Linked DNA regions of Mus musculus: all the other regions are linked to region 1. Evidence: chromatin contacts called from ENCODE Hi-C or POLR2A ChIA-PET data. All regions are on one chromosome and are shown on one strand. Each heading gives the region's core, a stretch centred on a gene start or an enhancer-like site at or near the end of the contact. The rest is flanking DNA. Distances are from core to core; before and after follow the strand shown. Region 1 overlaps Sgms1 (sphingomyelin synthase 1). Region 2 overlaps Sgms1 (sphingomyelin synthase 1). Region 3 holds the start of 2700046G09Rik (RIKEN cDNA 2700046G09 gene).

Region 1 (4,880 bases), core at 919-3,418:
AAGGAAAAGTGGTGTTAATCAGTATTTACAATGCTTATTTCATGGCCAGACTCCCAGTTCCCTTCATGACACTGCCCTACGGTACAGTTTCCACTGACGGCAACTGTCTGGTATGTGGGAGGAGCTCACATATGCCTTGAATGAGCTGTGCCTTTGCCTTGGGGGTTTTTATTATTTTTGTAGCCTTCCTTTTGACAAGAGGTCATTTACAATGAGATACTGTCAGGAATTCCAGATGAGTCTCACATACTGAGACTACACTCCTAGTGTCCAAACACTCCTTTGTTATTGTCTCTTTAACAGGAGGAGGTGGTAACGTTTGAGTATTGATTTCAACGCCTGCTTTTATGATCATAATTGCATTCCAAATGCACACGTACTCAGAGGGTAAATGGATTAACTTTGAATTCTGTAGACAAATCCTGAACTTACCAAATGACTGGGAACCGTAGTAGGTTCTTAGATTTAACTCTCCCCGGCTTTATTCTTAGCTCCTGTGGAGCCTTTGCCTTGCTGAGCAATGTGGGATTGTATGTTAACAGTTACTTCATTGCTGTTGACCTGGGAAAGCAGGGTCACCCTCATTTTCTGTAATCTCAGCAGCAAAACATCGTTAGCCTCCGTGGACTGGGTAACACCTTAGCTCTTTGGTTAATTATCCTGTTTGGTATTTTCTCTTTTAAAACCTTAAAACATGTTTTTAGTTGAAACAGAATTACATCCGTCCCTCTCTTTCCTTCCTCCCAAGCTCTGCATCTATTGATTGCCTTCCCCACCTCCAAGTTGATAGCCTCATTTTCTTTGATTGTGCGAAACACTAATTGTACCACACAACTCCTGGTTTTGCTTACTCCCTAAGCTCTGTTGTCAACCATTTTGCTGTTTCCATGAATTTGACTATTTGAAAATATATACCACGTGATGTAACACAGAGTGATGTGTAATAAGTGGTCCAAGAGAGAGAGAAACCCAGGTTCAATCCCCAGCAGGTTCCGTTCCTCCCTCTATAGTCCCCAGCCTCCCGTCCTGAGCAGTTCATAAGTCTAGGACTCAATTAGAGCATGCCATGTTCCCTGTAGTCTAGAGTCTGCAGATCCGATGGCGGCAGGTGTTATCAACTTGCTAGATACAACTAACTATAAAGAGCTTCCTGTCTCTGGCACAGCTTTGCTAAGTTTAAGTGGTGAGGCTCACATGAAAGTATGTATTTTGCAAGTTGTCAAGCTTGATGTAGAATGCAATATTGTCTTCTTTTAAAAGTTTAGGCTATTGTTTTTGTTGTTTTGTTTGTTTGTTTGTTTTAAAGGGCCCAGTCCCTATGTGCTATTCCTTACCTGGTGGTTTATCTTGTTTTGTGTAAATAGGACCCACGAATGCCTTGTTTTAGCAGCTTGGCTACATTGCATCTTGATTTAAAAAAAAAAAAATCAGTCACTTTTTAAAGACATGTATGAGTAACCACAGCTTTATACAGGAGGGTTCTGGCAGTATTTTAACACATACTACTTTCATCTTGAAGGACTCACACCTGGAGCCATCCCTTGTTGTGCTGTGGGCGGTGCTGTGGGCGGTGCTGTGGGCGGTGCTGTGGGCGGTGCTATGGGCTTGCTGTTTCTTTCTTAGGTCCTCTCTGAGTAGTCCATGTGTATCATGTCTCTGATTGGCTTTCCTCCTTTCCCCAGCCCATATTCTGATTTTTCTTCTTTTACCTTCTAATTTTGCAAGCTTTCTAACAACTTGCAAATGGGAGGTAAGACTTCTGAGCTGCTGTATACCTGAGAGTGTAACACTCATGTATAATTGATTGCCTGGCTAGGTGTAGAGTTCCTGGCTGGAAATCACTGAGCTGTTGATAGGAAGGGCGTTGCTCACCTCCTAGCATTCCGGCTCCTTGTGAGAACACTAGCGCCTGCCGATTCTCAGTTCTTTACAGGGTCTCTTCTATTGTGTCTTTTGACATCGTTCATGAAAGCATTCAGCAGTTTAATGATCACCTGCCGCGATTGGGATGTGCTTTTTCGGTTATGTTTGTTTGTCTTTTGCTGGTGTCCAAAGAGCACTGTGATGATGAGTTTACCAAGGTGACAAAAACTAGGAGCAATTGGGAAGAGAGCCTCCGAGAGGGAGGGGGTGGCTCCGGTTGGCGCTGGGCCTGTCTGCGGAGGATTTTTCTTAATTGGTTAACTGAAGCAAGAAAACCCAATGTGGGCTGCACCCTTTGCTGGTGCGGGGTCTTGTTTAAGGAGAGACTTACTTAGCTGAGTACAGAGTATGGTGTTTCTTCTCTCTGCTATTGCTTTGTCAAGTGGCTGTTTATCTTGAGTCCTCAGGCAGACTCACCTGCAGGGAGGGACTGTAGGTAGCATGGAGTTGTGAGCCCTGCTTCTGTCTGCGCCTGGGCAGAGCTCAGAAAGGCACAGAGTTCACAGCACCAGGAAGGAGCCGCTCATTCCTTTTGTTTTTATGTTCCGGGCTGCAGTATTGGCTTCCCTCATTGTCTATTCAGCTTCCTTCTGGACCTGCTGTAGGATGTTTGACTTGCCTCTGAACGCCTCTTCCCAAAGATAACTTACATTTTTCTTGGAACCCTTCTAAAGTTGTTAATTTATCAGGTTTATTTTATTTTCAGTTGCTGATAGCCCCTGAGTGGTCTCATAAACTAAGTAGATATTCAGAGATTAACTTTTTTACCTTTGAAATTTTATTTTTCTGCACCATTTTTTGCTTCAAGTTGCACTTTTTCCCCTTTCTTTTGTCTTTCACGTTAGATGTTTTATATGCCTGATGGTTTTGGAATGTCTTTTCTGAGGCAGAATGGGGCTCCACATATTAGAAGATGTGTCTTATTTTGGTCTGCTAAGTCTATTGTCTTCATTTTTCACCTCTAAAACATCTTGAAGATTTTACTATCTGGTTTCTGCTATCTTTGTTCTAGAAGATTTATGCCTTTTTCAAAGAAATAATGGTTTTTGTGTTGAGAATTTTGAAGAGAGGCACTAAATGTATTTGCTCATTTAACTTAAAGTCCATTTGGAAGTCTTAAAAACCTAAACCCAAACCAAATAAACCAACGACAAAAGGAGGTCAGGATTTGCAGCATCAGGCTTTGGTCAAACGCACTTGCAGGGCGAGCATCCACTCTAACTCTATTTCAAGGTGTGGTATACGTTTAGATGGTCCCAGGAGAATACTGGCTTCTTGTTAAGTCTGCAACAGCTGCCTCGCCTTTTTGGGCTCAAGGCTTTTTATGTCAGGGCCTTAAGTACCAATAAATGTGTAAATGATAATTAGGCCTCCTGATTAAAAAAAAATGCTTAAAAAGATTCTTATTGATGTTTCTAAAATGAATTTTCCAGAGGCTAAGCATATAATCCTTAGATTAAAATGCAGCAGACACACTAAGTTGTTTCCCATAACAAGCAGAATAATAGACTTTAAATCTATTTGCTGCTGACCACCCACAAAGGACATTCCTAGCCCAAAGAGATTAGATATAAATACAGCCCAGGGAGCTGGGCTAAACTTGTGAGTTTTATTCATAGAGAATGCTCCCACAAAGCACACAGTCTCAGACTACCAATGGGTAGGGAAAGGAGTTTTAGCTTTAATTCTGAGAGCAGGTCTCTGCATATATGAAGCAGCTTTAGGAGGACAGAATGGTTTTTTTTTTAAATAGGCTAACTAGCCATGGATAATTTCATAATTCTCTGGTGATCAATTCCTTTCTCTCTGAATATGGGGTGTACCCACTGTCTACATCCACGCACAGCTGTTTGGAGGAATGCTTTGGTCATTTTGCAGTAAGATATGTTTCTGGCCTTGGCGGTCACTAGATAACAGGCCTTGTTTTCAGAAGGCTGTGGTGACGCGCAACAGCCACTCCTCAATGCCTGTCTATCACTTCCATACCCAGACAGACAAGGAAACCCTGTCTCCATGCTGATTGCTAGGAAAACTTGCCCATCCGTGATCCTTCCTTTCAGATGTGTAGGGCTCAGTGCTGAACAGTCTACTGCCCATCTGAACTGCCCTGGACACACTCTAGGAGCCTTTGTGGACCCCAGACCACACGTTCCCTATGCTTACAAAGTCACTCTTGTCTCTTGAAGACTCCTACAGTCCAGTAATATTTTTTAGCCAAAATAAATATAAACAAAGCACAAATTCTTGCTTGTTAAGAAAGGGGCCTTCGTTGCTTAATTAGTAACTCCTCTCTTGCTCTGGACTTCTCTGTCTTTGTCATACCCTCCAAGCCAGCCTCCTTGTTTCTTTCTGTGGTATTGATGTGACCCACATGAGCTGTGCCCACCAGGACCTTTGATGCCAAGAGGGGCCCTGTGGATGGTGACGCACTAACTGAGCCATGCTCACCTCAGGCTTTCTGCGTAGCGCCATCCCCGTGGGTTATTGTAGTTGTTGCTTCTGCCATGTATACCCACTTTCAAAGTCTTGGCCTCAGTACCTCCTTGGCTTTCTTCAGCTTATCTGAAGAAGCTTGCATTTTCAAAAGACTTACGAATTCTGAGGGCCAGCAAAGGGAAAACAATCCCCGCCCCCCCTTTCTGAGAAGGAGTACTATTACAGTTGTGTGCAAAAACCACCACTTTCTGATCTTGCTAGAATTAGTTCGTGCTCAGTGCTTAGAGCCTAGCTCGGCACTATTTATAGATTCCTGGATAAGGAGCCAGAGAACCACTAAAGACAAGCACATTTCGATTCTGTTCTTGAGGGACAACAGTTATTAAAATTTCATCCTGGAGCCAACATGATGTTGGCACTCAGTGTTTGATAACTGTTATTTGTATTTCTTAATGAATTTCTGTTGGCTGAAGGTGTGTGTGTGTGTGTGTGTGTGTGTGTGTGTGTGTGTGGAGAGAGAG
Region 2 (4,880 bases), core at 1,111-3,610, 52 kb after region 1:
CATAAGGCAGAATTGCATATTCTGCTGAAATATCAACGTTGAAGGTTAGCTTGTTGGTAATTAACACAGGAGTTTTATTGTGTGCGGCATTCAGCATGGCCCTGGGGATGAGGGATGGACGTGACTATAACAGCAAGGGAATGAAGAAAAGGCAGACCCAGGGATACACACACAGCAAAGCAGGGGTCCTGTGGCCTGGCCTCTCTGAGGGAGGAACTGTAGCATCCTGGATGCTCAGTGTGTTTGTTATGTATGGTTGAGTGGGTGGACCAGGTAACTGCACACAGGAGAGCACAGAGGAGGTGTTACCACATGCAGAGAGTGAGGAAGCAGGGCTATGGCTTACACCTGGATCCAGGAGGCAGGTTTAGTTAATCTTGGTAGGGGCATGACTAGACATAAATATGGGGTGGGGGGTAGCTACAGTGGATGTTTTTTGTACACACTTATCAACATCACATCTGGACTGGAAGAAGGCCTTGGCTCCCTCTAAACTTCAGCCTGGGGACTGGGGGGCTTTGTCATTTTCCCTGTGGCCGAGGGTTTGAAAAATTCTGTCTATAGCTTTTTAGAGCAGAGCATACTTAAAACATTAATGGGGTTTCCTTGTTGTGTGTTTTCTGTTTTTCTCCTAGATTAAATTTTCTGTGTGAATTTCAGATCTTCAATTTTCACTGCCTTGTTTTCTCCTTTGATTCATGTATATATTTCTGTGTTTTAGAAATTGCTCATCTCTCCTAGCACCAAGCCCGCCTTAGATAGTGATCACAAAGTGTCTCCCAGGGTTGTCATGCTCCAGCAGGTTACAAAGAGGAAAAGCAGAAAGAAGGGCGCTCCATAGAGAGGCTATCATGGTAGCACATCTTGGCCTATATTCTGAGAATTAATGTGAACCTAGTTTATGGGTATTGGCCACTGATGAAGGATTCCAGTGAGCTGACACTTCCTGTCCTTTCAGTGATGACCTGAGGTCACCATTGATGCTCTGGGTTGTTTCCTCGTATCTCTCATTATCATGTTGAATTTTCAGCTAAGTATATTTCACATTGCTAGTGAAATGCATCGAAGCTCTGTGGCTCTGCCACTTGCTGCCTGTGATGCTGGGATTCTGTTGTAACTCCTTGCCTGTGTGGTCATTTGTGAAATGAGCTAAGGGTAACAGCATCCACTTGAAAGAACTCCTGGAGACAGAGTGTTCATCCATGCTTAGCACAGTGCAAGTGAACACCACAGCTCTGCCTTTATTTATTTTAAAGGTGGCCATGTGCTGAGAGAACACCAAGCCTGCTTCAGATAGAGATCACAAAATATTTCCCAGGGTTGTCATGCTCCAGCGGGTTGGCTAAGAGGAAAAGCAGAAAGAAGGATGCTCTGCTAGAGAGGCAAAATGTTCTTCACAGGAGATGGGGCCGGAAGTGAGAACGATGAAAGAAAGAGCTGGTGTGGAAATGATCAACCCACAGGACTCCCGTTCAGTTCCTGGGAGGTGGGAACCCACGGAAGAATCAGTGTGCAAGCTGATCCATGCTGACTCATGGAAAAACAGGATTCCACTGGAGATTCAGGGCGACCTGTGAGAAGGTGTTCTGAGGGGTCCTAGAAGATGGGCAGGCCAGCACCTCTCCATCACACTTGCTTTTTAAGTTCTGGGCCATTTGAAGCAAAACCAAAGAAAAACCAGGCTGCCCGAGCAGGGAATAGATTGGCTGCAGTGAGGAGTTCTCACTTGGAGAAAAGCCTGCGGAGACAGTAGTGCTAGGTATCCACTGCTGTGGTTCGTTCTCTGTCTGTCTGTCTGTCTCTGTGTGTGTGTGTGTATGTGCGCGTGTGCACAGTTAGTTTGGATCTGTCCTAGGCAGGGAAAGACAACTTCTCTGTTTTCCTACTATTGCAAAGTTCTCTTTCCTTATAGCATGTGACAAAAATATTTTTTTCTTCTGATTTTCTTCCAGTTAACTTTGTGTCTGGGTTTGCAATTTTTCTTTCCTTTTTTCTTGATTACTTCTAAATTCTTTGTAGATAGGTGTGGTTAGAAGTAAAAACAGAAAAGTGAAAGTACATCAGAAACTGAGTCGCTCCAAAATATGCACACATAAACAGGAAATATGTTTCCTAGCAACTAGCTTCGTTGACTTTGGCTGGAGACCTTCCTTCTGTGACTTGAAGAAAGAGTCATGGAAATACAGCTGTCAGAGAGGTGGATGGCCATGCAATGAGTGTCTGCTTCCTAGAACGAAGAGAGGCTTTTCTTTGTCATCTCATCTGGAATCGCTTCACTCCTCGAGAGCGATTTGGATACTGAGGGTTTTCAGAACAAATGAACAGGTGCACAGCTGAGCCGGTGCCAGAAAGTGACTTTCTTTGGAATGCTTACAGACTTTATTAAAATGTGCTGAATGAGTTTGATCCTTCACCATTCCCAGCGCAGCCTTACCTCATGCCAAAGGCATGGAAACGGTGAGAGGCAGCTAGAGGTGATCTTACATTTCCATAGAAAGTACAGCTCTCCATCCATGAGGCCGCTAGCAATGGCCGTCAGGGAGTCAAGACTGTGACTCACGAGAAGAGCCTGCTGTCCTGTCCTGGGGTTTGGCCTGTGCCTATTTTCTGCCAAAATAGACATGACTAACACAGGGAGAGCCTAGGGCCTCAGCAAGGAGATAAGAGATCTGTAAGCTCAGGGCTGTGGAGACTGGAATTTGCACAGCTATGTAATGGGAAGAGAAGTGCTGGGGTTGGAGATCTCTAGGATCAGGGAGCAGCTGCCTCGGGTAGTGAACAGAAAGAGGAAAGAAAGCAGGGTGCTGTGATACCAAGAGTTTGGAAGTTTGAGCATGTTAGCCATGCTGCCAACAGGTTGTGTCGGCTGCATGACAAGGGGGTAAGGGCAGTACCACAGAGGAAGGCTGCTTGCTTGCAGTACGGATGTAGTTGAAATGGATCCATCTTAATCCAATGTAGACCCTTGATTAACAGTTGGTAAGATCTACCAATAATTTAGCTGCCACAATGGAAATGAGCCCGCTCAAATTATCTACTTTATAACAGAAAGGGCCATGTGGCTCATATTTAGAATGAAGATCAGCGACGTGAAGCAGACTGACTGGAAACCAGTCATTCTGAATCTTGCTCTCTGTTATTCCCCGAAAAGTCCCCAGGACCCTTTGGACAAATTACCTCATCCAGAACAGAGACAGGACATATGCAGGGTAAGGCCAGAACATTTTTATTGTGAGAAAGTAAAGGAATAAAAGTGAGAAAAAAATAAATATGGCAAAAATATATAGTTGACGGCTTGAAGGAGCCCCCACTGGCCAAGTCTGAGTACCAGAGTAAATAAAGTACAGGAGCGACATAGGGATCTGTCATAAGAAGAGCAGGGTGTGTACTAGCCCTAACTACTTCACCAGTGAACAAACGATGAAGAATGCTGACAATGAATGAATAATAGTGTGGAAAGAATGTTGCAGTCAGGATGCTGCAGCTGTCAGGACATATAAGGCATGTAAAGGAGGCATCATGGACACCTGGGAAGTTTTCTTCTTACCTCTCCCCTGCCCCTTCTCCCCCTCTTCTTTTTTCTCCTTCTTCTCCTCTTCTTTCTCCTCCTCGTCCTTTTTATTCCACCCCGTCTGTCTTTTCCTTCATCCTATGCAGCTTACTGTATATCCCAGGCTGGCTTTGAACTCATGATCCCCCCCTGCTTCAGTTTTTCAAGTATCGAGATTATTACAGGGGTGGGAAAGGGGAATTTTGCGGTAGGTCATGATACTTGGATGGTCTTAAAATGTTTTCCTCTAGGTGAAACATTAGTTGCAAGGAGAATGGAGTGACTTCTTTTTATTGAACAAAGTAGGCATTGCTTTGGGATGAGACTAAACTTGGCACCTTCAGATGTGATATTCAGAGAGCGAGCGTCTCAGGGAACTTTCTGGCTGAGTGAAACATAAGCCATTCTGATTCAAGCAGAGTCGCCAGAGGAAAGGACAGACAAGGCAAGATGGAACGGCCCCATTAATTTTAAAAGGGAGGAGCTCAATTCTTCTCAGGTGTTGTGAAGACAAAGGGGTGTGTGCTTCAGGTTAAAGAGAGGCAGCGGGGAATGCGTTTCTAACCCTCAGCTGGATCCTGACGTGGAAGAAATGCTATTAAAAATTCATTATTAGGGCAACTGAATATGGCGTCCGTGGTCCCCAGTTGGTGACTTCATTGTGATTATGTGAGAGCATCCATACTCTCTGGGAATACTTCCTGAAGTGTTGAAAGGAAAAGAGCCATGGTGTGTGAGACTGCCATTAGGTTCAAGACAAAAGTGGTCAGTGTGTATATGGAAGAAAGTAAGCACAGATGTTCAGAGAAATGGGCTAAATGTTGGTAAACAAGTCCAGGGATGTGCTACATGAATATTCTTTGTTCTGTTATTTTTGCAACTTTTCTGTCGATTTGAAAATTACTTTCAAGTTAAAAAGGTTTAAAAAGTTGAGCGATGATGAATAGACTCACAGGGCAGAGGTGGGAGGGTGAGTAGAAAAGATAAAAGGTTGAGTTGCCTCTGATTTTCTGCTGCAAGAGTTGCTCTTCTAAGTCAACTGTTTGCAGCAGTGTCTTGGTCACTCTGTAGACAAAGGTATTTCTGTATCTGTTGCGTGAGAACGTCGATCAGCAGATCTAAGACAAGAAGAGTCAGTGCTGATTCCGTCTCCCAAGTGCTGCGATTCAGGAGTCTCAGTAGACAGGGGAATTGAACCCAAGGCTTTGGCCTGCGAGGCTGTATTCCAGCCCCTCTCATTTCTTCTTGGATGTTTTAGCTGAGTAGATTGGGGGCAAGTTCTCTGACCATCGGAAACTACTACTGCTGCATTTCCACAGAGCATTCTCAA
Region 3 (4,880 bases), core at 761-3,260, 45 kb before region 1:
TGTTTCTTATGATTTGGTAAGAAGTAGTGTTAGAATTCTCTTGTTTCTTAAAGTCATTTATTACTTCATATATGATGCTATGCCTGCCTGCATATATAGTGTAACTCTTGCATGCCTGGTGTTCTCTGCAGCCAGAGAAGGCATCAGATTCCAAAGAAGTAGAGTTTCAGATGGTTGTCAATGGCAAAGTGGGGTGCTGGGAATTGAACTAGGGTTCTCTTCAAGACCAGCAAGTACTCGTAACTGCTGAGCTACCTCTCCAGCCTCCTGTTAAGGTTCTTCATGGTTTAGTGGACTAGAAAAGGAACATTTCATCTTGATTATTATTATTTTTTGTACAGTGACTGACTTAAAAGTATGCCAACTCTGAAGCATCTCTTATGACCACGCCATTCAAGTTACTTTCAAGGCGAGGATTTCTCTCTAGATTACCATCCCTATATTTACTTAAAGCTCTGTTATGTATATTTTATGTGTGCCTTTTCTAAGAACCACTTTCTGAAATTGGAGTGAAATTTGGAGTATAAAATACTTGTATACTCTGCCCTTTTCATGTATTAGGAATACTCCTAAAACTTTCATAGAAAAATGTTTTCTTTTTCCTAAAAAACATTTCAAAGATACAGGGAGGGGGGAGGGGAAGAAAAACTAAACTAACTCTAATGCCTGGGACACACTTGTAACAAGTGTGTGTGGGGTGGGGAGGGAGAATTTTAAAGTCTGGATTCCATGACCTGCCAGGCAGCAGCTCGCTTGCTTTGACCTTGGTTACAGCAAATGCAAAGTAACACTGCAAAGAGCCAGCGGCTGTCCAGTACTTACTTCAAGACAGCAAGCCTCCTTTTTTTCCCTCTTAGGTGCAAACTGATGAAAATAACCAGCGGGGCTACTATAATCTCAGCCACTCCCTTGCTCTTGGTTGACACTCAAATAGAGCAGGTTAGTGGGTTGTCATTTAAAAGCAGTATGCGTCAGGCCACCCTTTCTTATCTCCCTGAGAAGTGCGATAGCATAGTGTCCTAAGGTGAAGAGGCCGGAGGTGCAGGAGAGGACAAGACCTTTAAGAGCTCACACAGGAGCAGACACATTTTAAATCCGATTTTTCACTGTATTTGGGGACAGAGGACGCTAAATTTTCAGCACCATACACGAAAAAGGGTCTCTACTGCTTAGGGAAAGCGGCCATCAGATTCACCTTGGGAGCTTGTTAACCAGGTTTCAGGACCGACCCCACTAGTGGCGTTTCTGATTCTGTAGGTTTAGGTGTGGTCGTGAATGTGTCGTTCTAACGAATTCTCGGGTAATGAGGATGCGGGCCCAGAGATTCCAGGACCCCAGGTGACACCATCACCATCCAAGCTAACCAGCAGCAGGAGAAAAGCATGGAGGAGAGCGACGGCTGTCCAAACATCTTTCGCCACCTTCATCCTCCGTCGCCGGGAATGGGTCAGAACAGGGAAGCAGCAGGAGGAGCGATGCCAGCGCCTTAGGAACGGGAACTCCTCTTCCCAACTTCCGCCCCTGGGGAAAAGCAGAAGCCATCAGCTCCAAGAGAGCGGCTCTCCAATTCTTAGCCGTTAGGTTCTGGCTCTGGAGACAGCCGGTCCTCCCGGTGTCACCGGCGTCGCAGTACCCTCGCTGTACCCCCGCTGTAGACTGGCGGACTGCATGCAGGTGAGGGCGGGGGCCTGTGCCTGGTGGGGAGGCAAATGGACTAGAGTCTGCCCGGATCCCGGACCCTTCTTCGTCTACGGCCCCGGAGAGCTGAAGATGGCTGCCCCGGAGCTCCGCGGACAGTCACGTGTCTCGCAGGCACGGCCGTTCCCCCCTCCCCGCCCCCAGACCAGACCCTGCAGGGTAGCGCGTCCCGGGCGACCCATGCCACGGTGGTACGAGCGGTCGGCCCAGAAGGCCGGAGCTACTGGAGGCTGCTGTCTCTGCCGCGAGATCACCGTCCTGGTACCGGGTTCCACTGCCCGAGCTGGAGATCTGCCGGCGACCCGCACCCCGTGGGGCCATTGGGCATGCGCAGTGCTCCGGCCCTGGTGCGGCGCTCTCCAGGTTTTCGCCGCAGCTCCGAGAGGCGGCGGGAGGTGGGGCCCGGACGGACTAGGGGGGAGGGCCCGGTTCTTCCCGAGAACTCCTGGGCCTTCACGCTGCCTGGGGCTGCGCGATTTAGGAAGCCTGCAGACCCCTGATTTGGGGGGGGGGGGGGGGGGGAGATGGTGGTTTTAAGGATTAGAGCTTCGGAAAAATGTCCCGAAGAGTTTGAGGTTCATCCATTTTAAATGATCAATCATAAGGGAGTCACAAGTGTCGCAGCTCTTGGGCTTGGTGGGAAAGAAAATGCCAGTGTAGTTCGCCAACAGCTGTCCCCGTAGGTAGTTTCACCAAGGCTGAGTTTGTGTCCCCAACCTTCTAGCCGCCTTTTGCCGCACAACTCTCGGGCTGGCTCCTAATAGGGCTTCTGATCCCGGAGGATGAAACCCACCATCTTTCTCTTCTCGTGGTTGGGGGGTGGTGGGGGCGAAAGGGAACCGCATCTCCAGTTCCCGTTTCTAGAAACAAAAAGGACTCCCCCCCCCCCCCGTCCCCACCCCCAGCACACCCCACGGCCAGCTGTCCTGCGGGACTCAGCTGGGTCCCTGGTCGAGCGTCCGCGGTCCCCGCCCCCTGGCCGCCGGGAACACCCGGAGGAACGGACTGGCGTCGCGCGGGAAGCCGACCCGGCTCCGCCGCGGACTGGGCATGCTCGGCAGCCCGAGGTTCCAAGTCAGAAGCCTTCTCGCCAGCTCGGCGGCGGCCGGAGCAGCGGCGGCGGGCTGCCGGCTGGACGGGAGCAGGGAGAGCCGGTTCGGGCGGGCTGCTCGTCCCGGGAGCCTGGCACGCGGACGGGAGAGCGGGATCGGGTGCAGAGTCCGCACGCCGCCCTGCCCCGGTTTCGTTCCGCGGCGCGGGGCTCGGCGCGTGGAAAGAATTCCGGCGGCTGCCACGACTCGCGTGCAAGTGAGTCGCGGGGCGGGGGTGGAGGGCCGGCCTCCGGGTCGCGAGCGGCTGGATCTGACCCGAGTCTCTCGGGCCAGGCCTGACCTCGGTTGACGGCGGGCGGGCAGCCGGGGCGAGGGGGCGTGAGCGCATACCGCGCGGTGTCGCGCGTACCTGGCGTGCGGTCCCCCGCGGCCGCTCGTGGGGGTGGGCGCGGGGGAGCGCTCTGGCGGCCGCGATCCCGGCTCCGAGGGGGCGGGCCGCCGGCGGGGCTCCCCCGCCAACTTGGGCGGGGAGGAAGGAGGAGGCGTCCGTGGGCACCTTTCCGAGGTGCTGCGTGCGGGCTGGAAGGCTGCCTGGTGTCACATTGAGGCGAGCGGACGGTAGCGGGGCCTGAGAGCCCGGGACTGAGGACCTTTCCAGGTGGAAGCCAGCCAGAGGTCCCGTAGTGCTTAGGGGTGGACCCCCAAAATCACAGCCCCACCCCCACAACCCTGGGCGGCAGAGTGACAGTTGGTACCTCCTGGCCTGATCGCAGCGGGGCCAAGAGTCCGCGGCTTTGGGATTCCCTTCAGCACGGCCCCTCGATGACCCCCAACGGCATAACAGGTGGGACCCCCCTTCCCGGAGGAGCGAGCCCCTTCCTTCCCAGGCGGTGTAACAGCCCCTGGCTCGCGACTATTCTGAGACCCCGCGTGTCCTCACCGCGTGGGGGTGTTAAAGGGTAAGGCCTGCAGGGGCATCTGCGTAGCTCTGGACGCGGTTCGTCCAGAGAATGAGGGGTCTGAGTGATCATAGGCGACTTGTCAAGGGCACATCAGTGGTAGCAGCGCTGCCTCTGCCCGGATTTTAAACCCACACTCCAACTGTCTTCCTTTGGTGGCCCCGGTGTCCTGGTCCATCTAACGGATTCTGGATAATGCTTGATCCTTTTTGACTGCCGGGCTAACAGTCGGGGTGGAGGATGCTATTGACCTGGGGAGCTGAGAGAATCCGGGCAGGTGCTTCTCGGATGTTTCATTTCACCTTCAGACAGGACCGAGTTCAGCGCTACACACATAAAAAAGACAGAAGGCTGGTTTCTGACGGGAAGTTTATTTTCAGTGTTCTGAGGCCTGCCTTCTGTCATCGCTTTCCTGAAATTTACCTTCTTCAGATTGGGGGTGTTTCTAGTTGGCTACCTGGTTATGGAAGTCGTGAATGCCTGTCTTGGTGTGCTGTCTGTCAACTCCTTACGCCTTGCCTTCTGGCACTAGGGGCTGAACATCAGCAGGGGTGGGGGCCAAGGGAGCAGAAAGGAGTGAGATTGATGAGGTCTGATCCTGGTGGAAGTTGCCTTCGATTTGGGAGGCAGTTTGGGTCTGAGGAGGCAGGGGAGAGGATGTCCAGGCGTTTCATTGGTCAGAGTGTTAAGTGTCCAAGGAAAAAGCCAGCTGGGGTTGGGTGCCGATGTGGTCAGTTTTTTTTTTTTTTTTTTTAAGGGAAGCCCAGGGATGTTTGGTGATTCAGCAGGTGGCAGGTTTCCAGCTCTGAAGCCTTGCCTTGGCCAAGCAAGCCAGCAAGCAAGCTGCAGAGCCTGTGCCCGCAGCTGGCGGTACCTAACTTTGGGGAAACCTCCCGGAGTGGCCTTCTTATGTGCACCAAGTCTTCCTTCTTGTTTTGCTTCCTGTTTCCTTCTGGATGCCCTGGTCCTTTGGGTTTCCTTAATGCTCCTTTTAAACTACGGAGCACATTTTAACGTCTGTATCACAGACCTGCTGGGTAGCAGGAGATGGCCGCCACAACCGTTCAAGTCAGGTAATTACTGTACAGAGAACCCCTTTCTGTTTCTGCTTCAGAGACCAAACATTTTTATTGTTAGTAAAATAAATACTTTTCTGCCACTTGTCACTGAC

The links. A loop is a pair of places that touch in the nucleus more often than their neighbours do. ChIA-PET counts read pairs that join two places held with the same protein, here RNA polymerase II (POLR2A).
Region 2: POLR2A ChIA-PET joins it to region 1 with 14 read pairs in Patski. The contact joins two enhancer-like sites. POLR2A ChIA-PET finds 5 or more read pairs at or near these places in 2 of 5 experiments (Patski and embryonic stem cell).
Region 3: a map of heart shows a loop between it and region 1 (6-fold over the local background). The contact joins the promoter of 2700046G09Rik here to the enhancer-like site in region 1. A Hi-C loop is called at or near these places in 10 of 37 maps with a recorded cell type or tissue (adrenal gland, heart and left cerebral cortex). POLR2A ChIA-PET finds 5 or more read pairs at or near these places in 3 of 5 experiments (Patski and embryonic stem cell).

The regions. Positions count from the first base shown.
Region 1 is chr19:32,341,617-32,346,496 of GRCm38, reverse strand. All of the region lies in intron 2 of Sgms1 (sphingomyelin synthase 1), which reads left to right. Among named protein-coding and RNA genes, the nearest start is that of Sgms1, 44 kb to the left of the region's middle. Within about 2 kb of position 2,168, at least 1 of the 3 ENCODE cell types and tissues checked has a DNase peak (open chromatin) inside an H3K27ac peak, as active enhancers do.
Region 2 is chr19:32,289,909-32,294,788 of GRCm38, reverse strand. All of the region lies in intron 2 of Sgms1 (sphingomyelin synthase 1), which reads left to right. Among named protein-coding and RNA genes, the nearest start is that of Sgms1, 96 kb to the left of the region's middle. Within about 2 kb of position 2,360, at least 2 of the 3 ENCODE cell types and tissues checked have a DNase peak (open chromatin) inside an H3K27ac peak, as active enhancers do.
Region 3 is chr19:32,386,346-32,391,225 of GRCm38, reverse strand. 2700046G09Rik (RIKEN cDNA 2700046G09 gene) reads right to left here and starts at 2,010. Exons shown (of 2, transcript NR_033198.1): 1 at 1,850-2,010; 2 at 42-1,521. Sgms1 (sphingomyelin synthase 1) reads left to right here and starts at 2,714. Exons shown (of 10, transcript NM_144792.5): 1 at 2,714-3,006.